Regions from separate parts of the Homo sapiens genome. Here all the other regions are linked to region 1. Evidence: chromatin contacts called from ENCODE Hi-C data. All regions are on one chromosome and are shown on one strand. Each heading gives the region's core, a stretch centred on a gene start or an enhancer-like site at or near the end of the contact. The rest is flanking DNA. Distances are from core to core; before and after follow the strand shown. Region 1 holds the start of SKAP2 (src kinase associated phosphoprotein 2). Region 2 holds the start of SPMIP4 (sperm microtubule inner protein 4). Region 3 holds the start of JAZF1-AS1 (JAZF1 antisense RNA 1). Region 4 overlaps JAZF1 (JAZF zinc finger 1). Region 5 overlaps JAZF1 (JAZF zinc finger 1).

Region 1 (2,859 bases), core at 167-2,666:
TATTACACTACCATATTAATAATGCCAAGCACCAAAATTGAATGACAGAATATTAGGAGATTTGGACTCACATTGCTATAGGAGTAACATATAAAATGTGTCATCAAATGTCACATTTTAGATGACATTGCTTTTTAAGAGCTAGAATAAGCAATCTGTAATCTAGTTATTCATAAGCAATACTGAGAGATAAATATTTTATAGACATCTAAAACTAAAAATCAAAATTCAGTTTCCAGAATTCTGACGTACACAAGACAAAATAAATGATGGTTGAAATTCCAGAACATTGAGATAGGTAAGATTTGTGCTACCTTAAAAACATATATTTTCTACCTTGTACAGAAATATAAATTATTGGTTCTTAGTGAACATACACACCTCCGTATCCAGTAAATTAATGAACTAGTAGTGGATTCATAATGCTACTGAAGAACCACGTTTTTAGCTCCTAAAATAAGTTCCTATAAATGGTAATGTAAAACTGAAAAAGGGAAGATAAGGGTACAAAGATGAAGTACTTTCATCGTGTCACACAGGAAGTAGAACTTTAACATATCCTTCCTTTTTTGCTTTAATATATTACTGAGGCTGGGGACAAGTGGCCATTTGAGAACCAGACCTTCTTCAAAAGTCTTAAACGTGAGTGAGCTGAATGTTTAAGAAAAACGGGAGTTTTAGAAATGACAAACTCTTTCACCCCATAACCCCTAACACCTGTGGCTCTGACAGCTCTTTGCATCTCTACATCCTCTACCTCCATTGGCCAGACCACCCAAGAACTACTTATTTGACTTCTGCTCCCTTCTGCTTGCTCACGCAGCATTCATTATCATTATCATTCTCTCTCCCTCTTCCACTCTTCCTCCCCCGCCCTTCTGTCACACACACACACACACACACACACACACCGTCTTCACAATGCACATAGAAACGTCCTGATCCCATTTGTGTAGATCACCAAAAAGGGCTTCGCCACCATCCCCGCACCAAATTTCAACACACACGTCCACTCCCTTTCTGAGACAAAACAACCCCTCTCCTCTCCTCCCTGTGCCGACCCCACTGGCTAGAAGACGTGGGAAGCGCGGGGAGGGAGGATAAGGGCTCTGAATGCTTCTGTCCCCACCGGCTCACCGTTCCCTCGCCCCCGCCCCGACAGCATTATCGCCGCCTTCCCGCTCTTTACCTGCCAACAGGTTCCTAATTTCCTCAGGGAGGGGGTAGGGAGAGGAGGTGCTGCTGGGGTTGGGCATGTTAGGGAGCGCAGGGCGTGCGGGGAAAGGACCTGCGCTGAAAAGGTGACCGACGGGGTGGGGCTGCGGCTGCGACCTAGACTCAGGCTAGCGGCCCGGATTAAGAACAGCGGGGCTACGAGTCGGGACACTGCCGGGCCGGGGCTCACAACAAGGAAGTCACTGAATCTCCAGCGAGCTGCAGCTGGACTGTCGGCCCAGCCCCGCCCAGAGGGCCGGGGCGGGGAGATGGGTGGGAAGGGACACGAAGGGCCTGAGGGGTCCAACTGCGCATGTGTATTCCTCGGTTTTCCCGGCCCCAGAAGAAAGAGCCTGTGGGCAAGCCACGCCCACCGCTACGCCGGGAAGCAGGAGGAGGAGCCACTGGTGGGAAGGGGGCGGACTGAGGCTGCGTCACCTGATGCTGCGTCACCTGATCCAGCGTCCGGAGCGCCTTACAGCCATTTTCGGTACTGGTGCCATCACAACTGCTGATCGTTTCTGCAGGATTCCAGAAAATAATGTATCCATGATACAGAGTGTATACAAGTTTTGCGATTACGCCTTCTGCGTAACAGTCAGTCCCACCGCAGTTTAACCCACAAGGAATTTTCTCTTGTCCTAAACTATTATGGCCTTCTTTGTCCGATTGAACGGAGGTAACGAAGTCTCGTCTTCCGCCAGTCGTCCGGGCGAAGCCAGTCTGGAGCCGCTCCGGAGCGCGCGTTGTGATTGGCTCTTACATTACTTTTCTACCTAATTCGTATCCTTGGGGTGACAGATTTTCCCCACTACAAGGAAGACTGGGAAGTTCTAAGCACCGTCCTTTGGCAGGAAAAAACAAACAAAACAAAACAAAAAAACAGAAGGCCGAATAGACATTGGCACCACTGTCCATCTACAAGCATCAAAAATAAAATTGCTGGTGGTGGTTAGTAGAATAAAATTATAAAATCTGCTCACTCCAACTTGACCATTTAGTCAACAAATACTTACTGTCTTCTATCTGTAAAGCTTCTTAAAAGTTTTCTCTTTTAAAAAAAATGGCTTCTTTAAAACCTTTAACAGGCATACATCTTTGTGCTTCCCAGATATTGCATTTTTTAACAAATTGAAGGTTTGTGGCAACCCTGCATCAAGCAAATCTGTGGGCGCCATTTTTCCAAAAGCATGTGCTCAGTTCATGTCTCTGTCACATTTTGGTGATTCTAACAATATTTCAAACTTTTTCATTATTATTGTATATGTTATGGTGATCTTTGAAGTTACTATTATAATTACTTTGGGACATCACAAACAGCACCCATATAAGACAGCGACTGTAATCCATAAATGTGTGTGTTCTGACTGCTCTACCAACCCTATACCTTCCTCCATATCTCTCCCTCTCTTGGGCCTCCCCATTCCTTGAGACACAACAATATTGACATTAAGCCAATTAATAACCCTACGATGGCCTCTGAGTGTTCCAGTAAAAGAATCATTTTACTTTAAATCAAAAGCTTACTTTAAATCAAAAGCTAGAAATGATTAAGCTTAGTGAGGAAGGCATATTGAAAGCCGAGACAGACCAAAAGCTAGGGCTCTTGCACCAAACAGCCAGGTAGTGAATGCAAGGGAAAAG
Region 2 (2,859 bases), core at 167-2,666, 1.7 Mb before region 1:
GGGTGAGGCAGGAGAATCACCTGAACCTGGGAGGCAGAGGTCCCAGTGAGCCGAGATCGCACCACTACACTCCAGCCTGGGCGACAGAGCGAGACACCGTCTCAAAAACAAACAAACAAACAAACAAACAAGAAACAGAAGAGCCCCAGAACAATAAATGTTTTTCCTCACATAATAAAATACACGAATACATTAAAACTGCTTTTTCTTGTTTGCTTTTTCTAGTTTTTGTTTTACCTGTCCTCTGAGGCAGTTGGGCGAGTAACCGTCTGGAGGGGGTTGTGCAATTCATTAGAGTAAAAGGTGTTGGACAGTATGTCAGCTCCTTCAAGCTCCCTGCAACAGTAGGGCCTGCCGTGAATGACTTCCATGCTTCTTGGCTAAAAAGGCACAACCTGGAAAAGAAAAGGAGGGCACATTTGGCTTGTCGAGTCAAGGCAGGCAGAAAACACATTTTACACTGCTAAATTGTTCAACCTGACGCTGCACAGACGTCACAGGCTTCCCTCTGCACTGAAAGCCGTCAAATCAGTAATAAATAGAGACCTAAATAAGTTCTATGGAAATAAATTTCAACTGAAACAAATCCACAAAGTGGACGGTGCCTCCAAGTAGTCACCAGAATGATCATCCAGTAGGTTCGTACCAGTCCGCTACTTTGTGGCCATCAACTGACATTCAATTCCTGCCTTAAATTTAACTATAACTATTCAAGAAAACTCACTTGACTTTTAGCCTGTGGTCTTTCCGAAAATTAGAGACTCTTCATTCAACAAAATAAGCGCTGTCCTAAAGCCTTCGGGGATTCTGGACAAGAATCCCTTTGCAGATGGTGGAGTCAGTAGTGCAGCACGAACGGGACCCTAAAGGGGATTCCCGGTTTCCAACTGCGTCGGGGAGAATCCCACCTCTCTCTCGGACTTGGGGGAAGGCCAGGAGCCGGCGTAGCTGGGACCAAGGGTGCCAGGGGTCGAGGCCGAGCCTCACGGGCTGTCACTGCCCTGCAAGCGGTGCCTCGGGGGTCTGGACATACCTGGGACATGAGCCTGGGGGCGCTGCGGGACCGCGCCTCCCCTCCCCTCCCCGCAGCTGGCGGCCTTCGCGGGCCGAGGAATTTTGAGGTCGTCCGCACCTACGGCCCGGTGGAGCTGGCAGGCAGGGGCGGGGGCGGGAGAAGGACGGCGGGCAGGCCGGGGTGGGGTGGGGCTGGGGGCGCTTGTGACGGTGGCCGTGACCGCGGCATTAGGTGATGCGTCCTTGAGGGGCTGGGGGCTTCCGGGCGGCGAGCGGGGCGCAGTAGGAGGCTCTTAGAGACCTCGGAGGAAACCAGCCCAGCGCTACGGGACTGGCAAGAATGCGAAGAGGAACCGAGAGTGAACGGAGTGCGAGGCGCCGGGTCGGAGGCGAGAGGGGCTCTTCCGCCTTGCGACCCCTGGCCCCGCCTCCCGGTCCCTTGCCCCGCCCCTCTCGGCTCACCGCCCTGCCTCCAGTCGGACCCCGCCTTGCCCCACCCGCGCCCCGCCCCCAGGCGCCCTCTAGCGGCGGCGGCGATGGCGATACCAGTTTCTTTTTCCAGGGCTACCAGGTCTGGAGCTGTCTCAGGGCCGGCCAGGGAGCTCTCTCATGTGGACTGGGCGGAGGAGGAAGAGCTCCGGTCCAGTGGAGTCCCTGGTGAGGTCGGAGCATCCGACCTGTCCTCCCTCCCCAGGTCACCTCGCAAAAATTGGGGACAGTGTGGCCAGATAGAGGGTGGAGTCTGCAGGATTCTGAAACTGCAGCCCCTGGCATGGCGCCCTAACAGAGTCTCTGCTCCTTCCCTGGTGGGTGCGGACATGGCAAAGTCCTTTACTTGCCTCGTCCCCAGGGCCTAGCCCCACCTTGATTACCTCAGTTTTCCCCAAAAGATACAAATGTGAGCCATGAATCTGCACCTACAGGGTCATGAGTTCCTGTGATGGCTGACAATAAGGGATGTCACCCCCCCCTCGCCACCTGCCACCCCATCAAGGAATGGGATGTGAGGAGGTTAGGTTGTGTGTATATGTGTGATATGGTTAGGCTTTGTGTCCCCACTCAAATCTCATCTTGAATTGTAATACCCATAATCCCCGCTTGTCAAAGGAGAGACCAGGTGGAAGTAATTGGATCATGGGGGCAGTTTCCCCCATGCTGTTCTCGTAATAGCGAGTGAATTCTCACGAGATCTGATGGTTTTATAAGAGGCTCTTCTCCCTTCTCCCAGCACTTTTCCTTCCTGCCCCCTTGTGGAGAAGGTAACTGCTTCTCCGTGGCCTTCTGCCATGATTGTAAGTTTCCTGAGGCCTCCGCAGCCATGTGAGATTGTGAGTCAACTAAACCTCCTTCGTTTATAAATTACCCAGTCTTGGGCAGTTCTTTACAGCATTGTGAGAAAAGACTAATACAGTGTGGGAGGCTAGAAATGAGCCTGCAGGAACCAGAAGGTGAGGGTGAGAATGACCACCTCTGAGAAGAAGGGCGTTGAAACTGTGTGCCAAAGAGTTAAAGAAAACAGTCATAGAAATTCTTGAGTTTACAGGATGGCAGATAAAAGAAACAAATTGCTGAAATGCTGAAATGCCTGGGCTTGTAGGTTAATAAAACTGGCTGAAATCCACTGGAACATATAAGGCCAACTAGAGTCTGCACAGATCCAGCTTGCTGACCTTACAGCTGAATTTCTACTGCCATGTTTCATACTAACTCCTCACTGAATTTGCACGTGGAACCCTTAGGTAGCATGAAGAAATAAGAGCACATGCGCAAGGACTTTCCAGACTTCCTCTTTCCTTCCACCAAGCACCTGCTAATCCCAGAATCCACACTCAAAACCATTTCTAA
Region 3 (2,859 bases), core at 170-2,669, 1.3 Mb after region 1:
ATTTTATTCCTGCATAAATACACAGCAGTCGTGATTTATTCTCTCAACTTTGTAGAAACGTGAGCTGCATCCACATGGCTGAATCCATGGCATTCATTTGGACTTCCTGGGGGCAATTTACAGGTTCTCTGGATTAGACAGCCCCATTGGGACATCGCTCGGACCCTTCACCTTCTAGCCCACGCAGGACAACTCGCTGGCGTCGGTCACACCTTCCGCAGGTGGTTGGACCGCCTAAGCCAGATGCACCCGGCCCACCTCCCTTAGCAGGGGTTCCGAATAGAAGTGTGAAAATGTGTGCAATGACTTCTGCAAATCAGAGGACTTGTTGAAAGGTCCAGGGGTCCAGGCGTGAAGGGAAAGCAGCCACCCTGCGGGGCGCCCCCTCCCCGGCGTCTCCCGGGCCCGGGGCGCTGCGCAGGCCGCCGCCGATCCCAGGGCGCAGCCAGCGCACCTCGGGCCTAGCACCATTAGAAAGGCAAATCGCAGAGCCGGGGTGCATTTAAATGCCCGGCCATGGGCCCTGGGGGTGTCTCTCCAGCGGGCGCCGCCGCAGGGGCCTCCAGGGCGCGTCGACCCCGGGGCGCTGGGCGCGGCCCGCGGGCGCACCCAAGACCTCAGCCCGCAGCGCCCGGGCGTCCGCGCCAGGCCGGGGCAGGGGAGGGCACCCAGAGCCCCCGGGCCCGCGTCCCCGGCCCCGCCCGGGCCCCTCGGCCGCCTCCCAGGGAGAGGGCAAGCTCCCCGGCCCCCGCCCGCGGCCGCCGGCCCCGGCCCCCTCCCGACGCACCACACCTAGCAACCGGCGCTGACAGGACGCAGTGGCGGCGGCGGCGGCGGGAGGAGGAAGCGGAATGGCTGCCGCGGTGGAGCCACCCCCGCCCCCCCGCTCCACCTCCCCGCGGCTGCAGCCGCCGCCGAGCCCTGACAGCTCGAGCCGGGGCGGAAGCGCCCGGCGGCGTGCAGCGCCCGCCCCCCGCTGCCCTCAGCGCCTCGGGCTACTCCGACCACCCGGGCCAACTAACTCCGCGACCCTGCCCAGCGCCCAGCTCCCGCCGCCCGCCGCGCCCTCCGCCCCGCGCCCCGCGCGCCGGCACTCGGCCCCGCCGCCGCAACCCCGCCGCCCCGCCGCGGCGCTCCCCGCTCCCACCACTTCGCAGCCCGCGTGCACGCCCCTGAGTCCCCCAGCCGCCCGCCCGCCCGCCCGCGGCACCTCGGGGCGCCCGCCCCCTCCCCCACCCGAGCCCGCTCCCCGCCCCCCGGCACCTCGCGCCCCCGCATCCCGCCACCCCCACCTCGGGGCTCGCACGCGCCCTCCCCGCCCTGCCGCCTCCCTCCCCGCCGGCCACCCCTGGCCATTCCGGGGCTCCCCGCCCGGGCAGGAGTTTCCGCGCGCCTGGCACCCCCGCCCACCCCCGGGCCATTTACCGATGTGGTTGTCCTCGATGTGCTCGATGAGGTCGGCCAGGGTGGGGAAGTGGAGTCCGCAGCCCCCGAATCGGCAGGTATTGGAGAAGAAGGAGGCGGCGGCGATGCCTGTCATGGTGCTACATCGAGAGCCCCCCTGGTGTCGGCTCTGCGAGCGCCGGGCGGGCGAGGGAGGGAGGGAGGCCGGGTGGGGTGAGGAGAGGAGGGGCTGGGGGAGGGGGAGAGAGGCGGGGTGAGGGGAGCGGCGAGGACGGGACGGAGGGAGAGGGGGCGAGAGAGATGGAAGGAGAGCGAGGAGCCACCGGGAGGCAGAGGGGAGGCGGCGGCTGCGGCGGCGGCGTCGGGAGCGGCGGGGGGAGGGCGGGGGCGGGGGCGGGGGGGGAAGGCCGCCGCAGCTGGGAGGAGGGACCAGGGCGCGCGGCTACAGCTGTGCGGCCCCAACCTCAGCGCGCGGACCCAGGCCTCACCTGCGAGCCCTGCCACCAACTTTATCTCGCTAGGCCTGCCCTTTACGGCTTGCCATCCGTGCCATCTGTTTGGAGCCTCCTTGGTTATGTATATGACGTTCTTAATACACCCACATCGATTAATTACACCTACCTCCCTGCGAGGAGAACTCAGGGAGTTACCCTGGTCCCTCTCAGGGACATTTTTTTGTACTCAGCCACCTGTCTAGGTGTGACACATTCACAGGGGACCCAGGAAAGGTAATTGTGTGCACCTTCTTCTTTAAACCTTCTTTAGAAAAAGTACACATTCTCCGGAGGTTTGTACTAACTAATTGATTTTAATGAAGCTTTCCCTCTAGGCCAGAAAAAAATCTTAGCTTTATTTAAATTTCAAAATAGAGTGCTTGGTTGTCAAGTGCATTTGCCTGTGTTTTACATATGTGCCACGTTTTTTATACTCCCTGCTCCTTCTAGGAAAACAAAAACTAAAATAATTTCATCACCCGAAATTACAGCACCCTACTGCACCCACTCCACCATCTCAGGTCTGGTAATTAACCCATCCTCGTTTCAGCCACTGCAGAAAGGACAGTGCATTGGTTAAGGCTAGAAGGAGCGGAAACAACGGCAAGGGACATAGTGACTCTTCATTTAAAAAGGAAGCGATTTCATCCTGTGAGCATTTAAAGCATAATGTTGACCAGGTAACCACTTAAGGTGAATTTAGTAGCTTCCCTGAAAACCAGCATTTTGCTGAGAATCAATTACTTTCTTGTCCCCACCCCCTCCTCCAGTTGCAGTCATATTTCTTCTGTAAAGTGTGTATTTTCCAGTAGCACTTTTCCAGGTGTCTAAGAAATATTACACATTATCAGCAGTTTATGACCCAACAGTACATTTTTTTTATTAATATTAATATATGCATACTGAATTTAGCATTTTTCCTTAGGGCAAATTTCACTTACCCTCTGGTGCAGATGCATGG
Region 4 (2,859 bases), core at 154-2,653, 1.3 Mb after region 1:
CATGGCAGAGGGCCACTGTCAGGGTCCCTACAGAAGTCTCCAATGGGTAGAGCAGATGGGTTTGAGACCACTAATGACTCTTCTAGTACTTAAGATATGATCATTATACAGCCTCTTCAAGATCCTCTGGTCAAACTTAACCTCATATCCAATAGTCTGATGTTCTGGAGTGAGTGCAGGACTCAAACATTTATTCAACAATCAACCAACTAACTAACCAAACCACATTTACTGAATGTCTCTTGAATGCCAACCATTGTGCCATACAGGTGAAAAAGGAATTCCACTCACATTCTCTGGCCAATGGGATCCTTTATTTTTCTGCTTGATCTTATTAATCTATCACTGAGCAACCTTAGGCTGCTGCTGACAATTAATACTAAATAATTATTTATGATTCCCTATTCCTACCTTTTATTAATTATGGTACTTAATTTCTCAGTTTCAAAATTTCTGTAACATCATTGATTATAAATATATTCTATTTCCTACTAAGATGATGCCTACAATATTGAAAAAAAAAGGGGGCTCTCAATGATAGAAGGAAAAAATGGCCTTTTCTCCTAAAAACAATTATATTCAAAATAGACAAAACATACTAGGGAGAGAAAAAGGCAAAACATTAAAAAAAAAGAAAAGTAAAAGCTTAGAAGTAGATACAGTAAGATATTTGCAATTGCTATCTGCCCTTGCTCACTAAAACTAAAAATAAAATTGGCTTGCGGTTTACTAAATTTGGTTGCAAGTACTTTTCCCCACCAAACCACTCTGCAATCACATCAGTCACTAATGAAAATGATTGGGAGGGGGGATGGAAAGGAGGCTGCAGTAAAAACACACTGTATATTTTCTGGAACATATGATGAAACAGAAGGTTTCACTTCTTGTTTCAACCATTTTAGCACCTTCTCCTTTTACTCAATTTCAGGGCATGAAAGAGACTGGGCAGTTGTGCAGAATATGAGGAGAACTCATTTTGAGAGAAGATTAAAACCTGGCCCACTAATAAACTATCTTCAGTTACTGTACACATCAGTCAAACCAAATAATTCACTCTCAGTTTAACTCATTCTACAGGGCTCTGGAATAATACATCACTCTTCTGATAGAGGCACAAGTCCATTAATTACCAAACTGTGCTGCCACAGAGTTATACGGTCTTCATTCTTCCCCTATAAAGTGTGTTTTAGTTTTCGAGGCAAGAGGAGAAATTCAGAGGGGAAATGAGTAATTTAGGAACCTTTTACAGCTCTCTGGCCTGCACTAAGTAATCCTTTCTTCCCTTTCAGAGTTAATCATCAAAGGTACTGAACACAGTATGGAGGGCCTGGCCACCCATGCCCATTCAGCAACTACAACCTCCACCTAAATTCAGAATTATCATACAAGAAATGACCCATGCAGAAGAGACCAAGAGAAACAACCACATCTAGGCTGTGACAGCACAGAATGTATGTGTGTGTCTGTGTGTGTGTGCACGCGCACATGGGAAGTATAGGAACCAAATACCTGGGTCCAAATTCTAACCCTGCTTCTTCCTGGGAAGATGATCTTGTGCAAATTAACCTCACAATGCCTCTGCTTTTTGATCTGGAAAATTATCTTAAGGGTATAAGGGTACCTACCTGATAAGGTGTCTATGAGGTTACATAAGCTAATGTAGGTAATGTCCAAATCACAGTAGCTGGTATGTACATATACATACACCCTTGATAGATACCTTATTCATTCAATCCAAATTGCCACTCACTCCAGCACACTGGTATCTCTGGCTGCCAAGAGTTATGCAACAACATACTTAAACACCAAATCATCTAAATCATTTGGGTGGAACCATCGATCCTTAACCAGGCTTGTGAAAGGTTCTCTTGGCTCTGTTTACTTTGGACAGGCATCAAGCGTCTGTTTTCCTCAGAATCTGAAAGTCACTGGGTCAAGGCTGTAGAGGCCCCTTTTCACACAGAGGAACCAGTCAAGGACTGAGATTGCTCTGTGTGGTGGTGGTGGTCACCTGGCCAATTGCATGGGGAGTCACTTCGTGGCTTTGGCAGAGTCTGCCACTGTCTGCTAGAATAAATGTGGAGCCAAAATATGATTTGTCTATTTTGACTTGTGTACATTTTCTGAGTACAAGAGACTATTGATAAGAAGTTTAGGTAAGTGGAGAAAATGTTTGTTGATTCCCCAGAAAGCACAAAATGTTCATTCAGTGAAGAGAGAAGACCATTCGCTCATTATAGTTATGAATTAACGCTACATCTTCTACAGCAGAGGTTCCCAAGAGTGTATTGAAATTACCTGGGAATTTGTTGAAACACAAATTGCTGGGTCTCAGCCCCATAGTTTCTGATTTCGTAGGTGTGGGGCAAGAGGACACAGTGTTGAGAATCTGCACATCTAATACAATAATCCAGAAAATACTGCTGCTGCTTGTCCAGAGACCACTCTTGGAGACCACTGCTCTATAAGCAAGAGTACGTCACCAAGAAATTTAAATTCAGATCCTAGAACTAGAACACTACCAAGCAAGGGGGGAAATCATTCTTATGAGACAGTCATTGAATGAATGCATGAATCAAAGGGCAGATAAATACCTTCTCTTCCATCATATGCTACATTTCCCATATTTGTTTATACCGGACTCCATACTACGTATAAATAAAGACAGTCTTCAATATCCATTAAGATGACCTTCGATATCCTTCAACCAACCACAGTGGATTCTGAAAGCATACATACATGTGCATGCACACAGCCCCTGTGGTGGTCTGCTCAATGTAACTCAATCTCCTCTCTCCTTCCTTTTAATAGCAGAACCTCCAGAGTGTCTGCTGGGCAAATGGCTGCCCAGCTGCAGAC
Region 5 (2,859 bases), core at 199-2,698, 1.0 Mb after region 1:
AGTGTTAGGATTATAGGTGTGAGCCACTGCGCCTGACTCACTTGGGTTTTAGAGCAGGAAGGAACCTTGGTTAAGTCAGATCATCAGGTCCAGCCCCCTCATTTGTTACAGTAACTGTGAACTGAGGTGGTGTGACCTGTTTGAGGTCATTTAGGATAGTGGCAGAGCTGGCATCAGGGCCCAGTCAAGCCTGGGGATGCTGTCATGGTTTTCACAGTTGAAAGTGTTCAGGGAGCTGGAGCATGGGGACTGGGGAAATGCAGTGAGAACTCCTCTGGCGGTTTACATGGGGGCAGTGGGCAGCTGGGAGAACAAAAGGCTCATCCTCTCAATGTCAGTCCATCCTGCTGTGTGGGACCACTGGGCTCCCCGGTTGTGGCAGGGGAGGTCTCTGGAATTGTAGCCCCACTGGGCTACGATCTGGGAAAGGCTGGCTGTGCCCACCTCCCAGAATTCTCTCTGCTTTGCAATGGTGACACTGCTCTGATCTGGCAGCCGCCGTGTGCTGGAGCTGGCTCATACTGGGTTGTGAAAGCTGACTTAAATTTTCAGGGATTTGGTGAGTCTGTTGTTAAACACAGCCGTTATTAAAAACTAAATGACGTAAATAATTAAATCAAGTGCTTTGTTAAAAACAAGGATATTTAACTCAAGGCTCATCACTTATTTTATTGAATTTTAATATTATCTATATTCTTGTTATTTACATTAACATTTTATCTATTTGGTAGAATTATTTATAACTATATTCTGTATAATGCAAAGTAACCTACTCTGTGTTCAGTAACATGTGGGTAGCTTGAAATTGGCTATGGCAGGAGTATTTACACCACAGAAACTGGCAATAACACAAATTGAGACTTTTTTCCTCCCCAAGTCAGTTCAACATTTGCCAGTACACCTTCTAGTGATTATTATTTTTTAATGTGGGGAAAAAAAAGCATTTGAACCGGGCTTCTTGCCTACTCACTAAAGGAATTAATCAGGGAAGGAACGAAGAATGAATAAGAAAGTCTTCTTTTTTAAAATTGTAAAAAGTAATATATCTCAGTAAAGAACATTTACAGAACATTTTTTATGGATTTGTGACTTATGTTTAAAAAGTTTTTTAATTGACCAACACACAGGTTAGGAAAAGAAATGAAATAAAGGTATTTTTTAAAATTATGGAATATATATGCAAATCAATATATACATTTCCACACATAAAGATTTTAATAAAATAGAAATCCGTGTACCTACCATTCAGCTTATGAAAAGAATTTTTGATGTTTCCTGTGTAAAAACTTTTTTTTTTTTTTTCTAAGAGACGTATTACCCAGATAAAACTATGGTTGATATTTTAGGGTTTTTCCTTCTAACATTTTTCTACACGTAGAGAACACTGAATATTTCTTAAAGAAAAAAAGTCACTTGAGACTCTTTCACTCACTGTTGACTAACAGCCTGAAAATCTGCGGTCAGGCAAAGCAGTGTTTTCATTTTGAAACTGAAACTGCTGTAAGATTAATTTCAACTTCCCTACAAATCAGAAATGTCTAAGTTACTTTAATTTAATATGGTCATTTGTAGCAATATTTGTTATTGCTAGGGGAAGTACATATTCCTTAAGTAAATTTTCAAGACTCCATTATAAATCTTTTAAATCCTCAGACCACAATGTTCATTCAGTCTGACATGCTCAACGTGGAAACATGAATATAACTCCACAGGGGGAAAATGTCAACTGCTGGTCCAGGGAGACTAGTTTCAACCACAAACTCAGGAAATGTACACTATTTGCTGGAACCTGGGCAGAGACTCCATTGCCACCTCACTCCATGGCCAAAACACCTGAGTCTAAGTGACCTGCTGGGGAAAAAAATCACTTGGCTTTCACTGGATCAGAGAACTCAGAAACTGAAGTGACCACTTGAAACTGCAGTCTCAGAAAAAACTGAAAACTCCAAGATGTGTGGTGTGATGTGGCTGTGATTATGAGACTCTGGAGAGGACACATGGTCCAGAGGCCTGCACTGCATGTCGCCAGGAGGCTTGTTCTGGGGCAAAGAAACTGGTGGCCTCCGGGAGTCACTGTATTCACTTTTGTGGTCCTAGTTTTTCTACCTGTTAAAATTGAGATTTGGTTTTATGGATATATGGAATACATCACTGCTAGGGTCCTTCCCAGTTCTAACAGTGAATGATTCCAGCAATAGCACTGTGCAGTATTTTTCAAACTTTGTTTTGACTTCAACCCATTATAAGAAACGTATCTCACGGTGCGACCTGGTGCGCTCACATGTATAAATAGGCCTGCAACCTGCAATTTTGAGATCTCCAAAGCTCTGAAACCTGAAATTTTTTAAAAATAAAGTTTGGCACTAAAACATCATTGGAAGGCAAACTAACCTGACTGGGTGAAAGGCTACTTACAGATTTTATTGTATTTACTGAAAATATTCATGTGTTTCACTGTATAAATATTAATGTACGTGATTATATGGGGCTGCCCCAGACCCTAATGGGGGTATTATGTAATATGAAGTATTTCTACTATATTATCTTTATGAAATCTAAAAAATTATGAATAATGAAACATTTCTGGACTCAAGGACAAGACATTTTAATATAAATATCTGAAACAGAAATTTCACAAAACAATCTTTACTACATGTGATATACTCTGTCATTTTCCTGTTCTATTTCATTTTAACAAAATATGATGGTCATGACCACCACATTGACTTCTTGACCCCCTGGGAGGTCATGGTCTGGAGTCTGAATATATTAGTGTAGCAGTTAAGAGGGTGGGCTTTGGAGGTAGACTGTCTAGATTCAAATCCCTGATCCATGCCCTGCTAGCTGTGTGATGACATT

The links. Hi-C counts contacts between places; a loop is a spot of excess contacts on that map. Pooled maps may share reads with other maps.
Region 2: a loop to region 1 is called in a map with no recorded cell type, with 9 times the contacts of the local background. The contact joins the promoter of SPMIP4 here to the promoter of SKAP2 in region 1. A Hi-C loop is called at or near these places in 3 of 37 single-sample maps with no recorded cell type and 8 of 50 pooled maps.
Region 3: a map of CD8-positive, alpha-beta T cell shows a loop between it and region 1 (28-fold over the local background). The contact joins the promoter of JAZF1-AS1 here to the promoter of SKAP2 in region 1. A Hi-C loop is called at or near these places in 4 of 168 maps with a recorded cell type or tissue (CD4-positive, alpha-beta memory T cell, CD8-positive, alpha-beta T cell and naive thymus-derived CD4-positive, alpha-beta T cell) and 12 of 50 pooled maps.
Region 4: a map with no recorded cell type shows a loop between it and region 1 (11-fold over the local background). The contact joins the enhancer-like site here to the promoter of SKAP2 in region 1. A Hi-C loop is called at or near these places in 3 of 37 single-sample maps with no recorded cell type and 3 of 50 pooled maps.
Region 5: a loop to region 1 is called in a map with no recorded cell type, with 9 times the contacts of the local background. The contact joins the enhancer-like site here to the promoter of SKAP2 in region 1. A Hi-C loop is called at or near these places in 2 of 37 single-sample maps with no recorded cell type and 10 of 50 pooled maps.

The regions. Positions count from the first base shown.
Region 1 is chr7:26,863,174-26,866,032 of GRCh38, forward strand. It overlaps SKAP2 (src kinase associated phosphoprotein 2), which reads right to left and starts at 1,417. Exons shown (of 13, transcript NM_003930.5): 1 at 1,190-1,417. The coding sequence starts at 1,256. RefSeq lists an enhancer at 1,655-1,984.
Region 2 is chr7:25,178,938-25,181,796 of GRCh38, forward strand. SPMIP4 (sperm microtubule inner protein 4) reads right to left here and starts at 1,417. Exons shown (of 10, transcript NM_138811.4): 1 at 725-1,417; 2 at 238-395. The coding sequence starts at 371. All of the region lies in intron 1 of LOC124901603 (a long non-coding RNA gene), which reads left to right. RefSeq lists silencers at 923-1,202, 1,263-1,652.
Region 3 is chr7:28,179,038-28,181,896 of GRCh38, forward strand. JAZF1-AS1 (JAZF1 antisense RNA 1) reads left to right here and starts at 1,420. Exons shown (of 4, transcript NR_034097.1): 1 at 1,420-1,502. JAZF1 (JAZF zinc finger 1) reads right to left here and starts at 1,758. Exons shown (of 5, transcript NM_175061.4): 1 at 1,426-1,758. The coding sequence starts at 1,540. RefSeq lists enhancers at 1-478, 479-978 and a silencer at 833-952.
Region 4 is chr7:28,154,316-28,157,174 of GRCh38, forward strand. All of the region lies in intron 1 of JAZF1 (JAZF zinc finger 1), which reads right to left. Among named protein-coding and RNA genes, the nearest start is that of JAZF1-AS1, 25 kb to the right of the region's middle. Within about 2 kb of position 1,404, at least 3 of the 41 ENCODE cell types and tissues checked have a DNase peak (open chromatin) inside an H3K27ac peak, as active enhancers do.
Region 5 is chr7:27,899,688-27,902,546 of GRCh38, forward strand. The region is part of intron 2 of JAZF1 (JAZF zinc finger 1); the gene reads right to left. Among named protein-coding and RNA genes, the nearest start is that of TAX1BP1-AS1, 160 kb to the left of the region's middle. Within about 2 kb of position 1,449, at least 9 of the 41 ENCODE cell types and tissues checked have a DNase peak (open chromatin) inside an H3K27ac peak, as active enhancers do.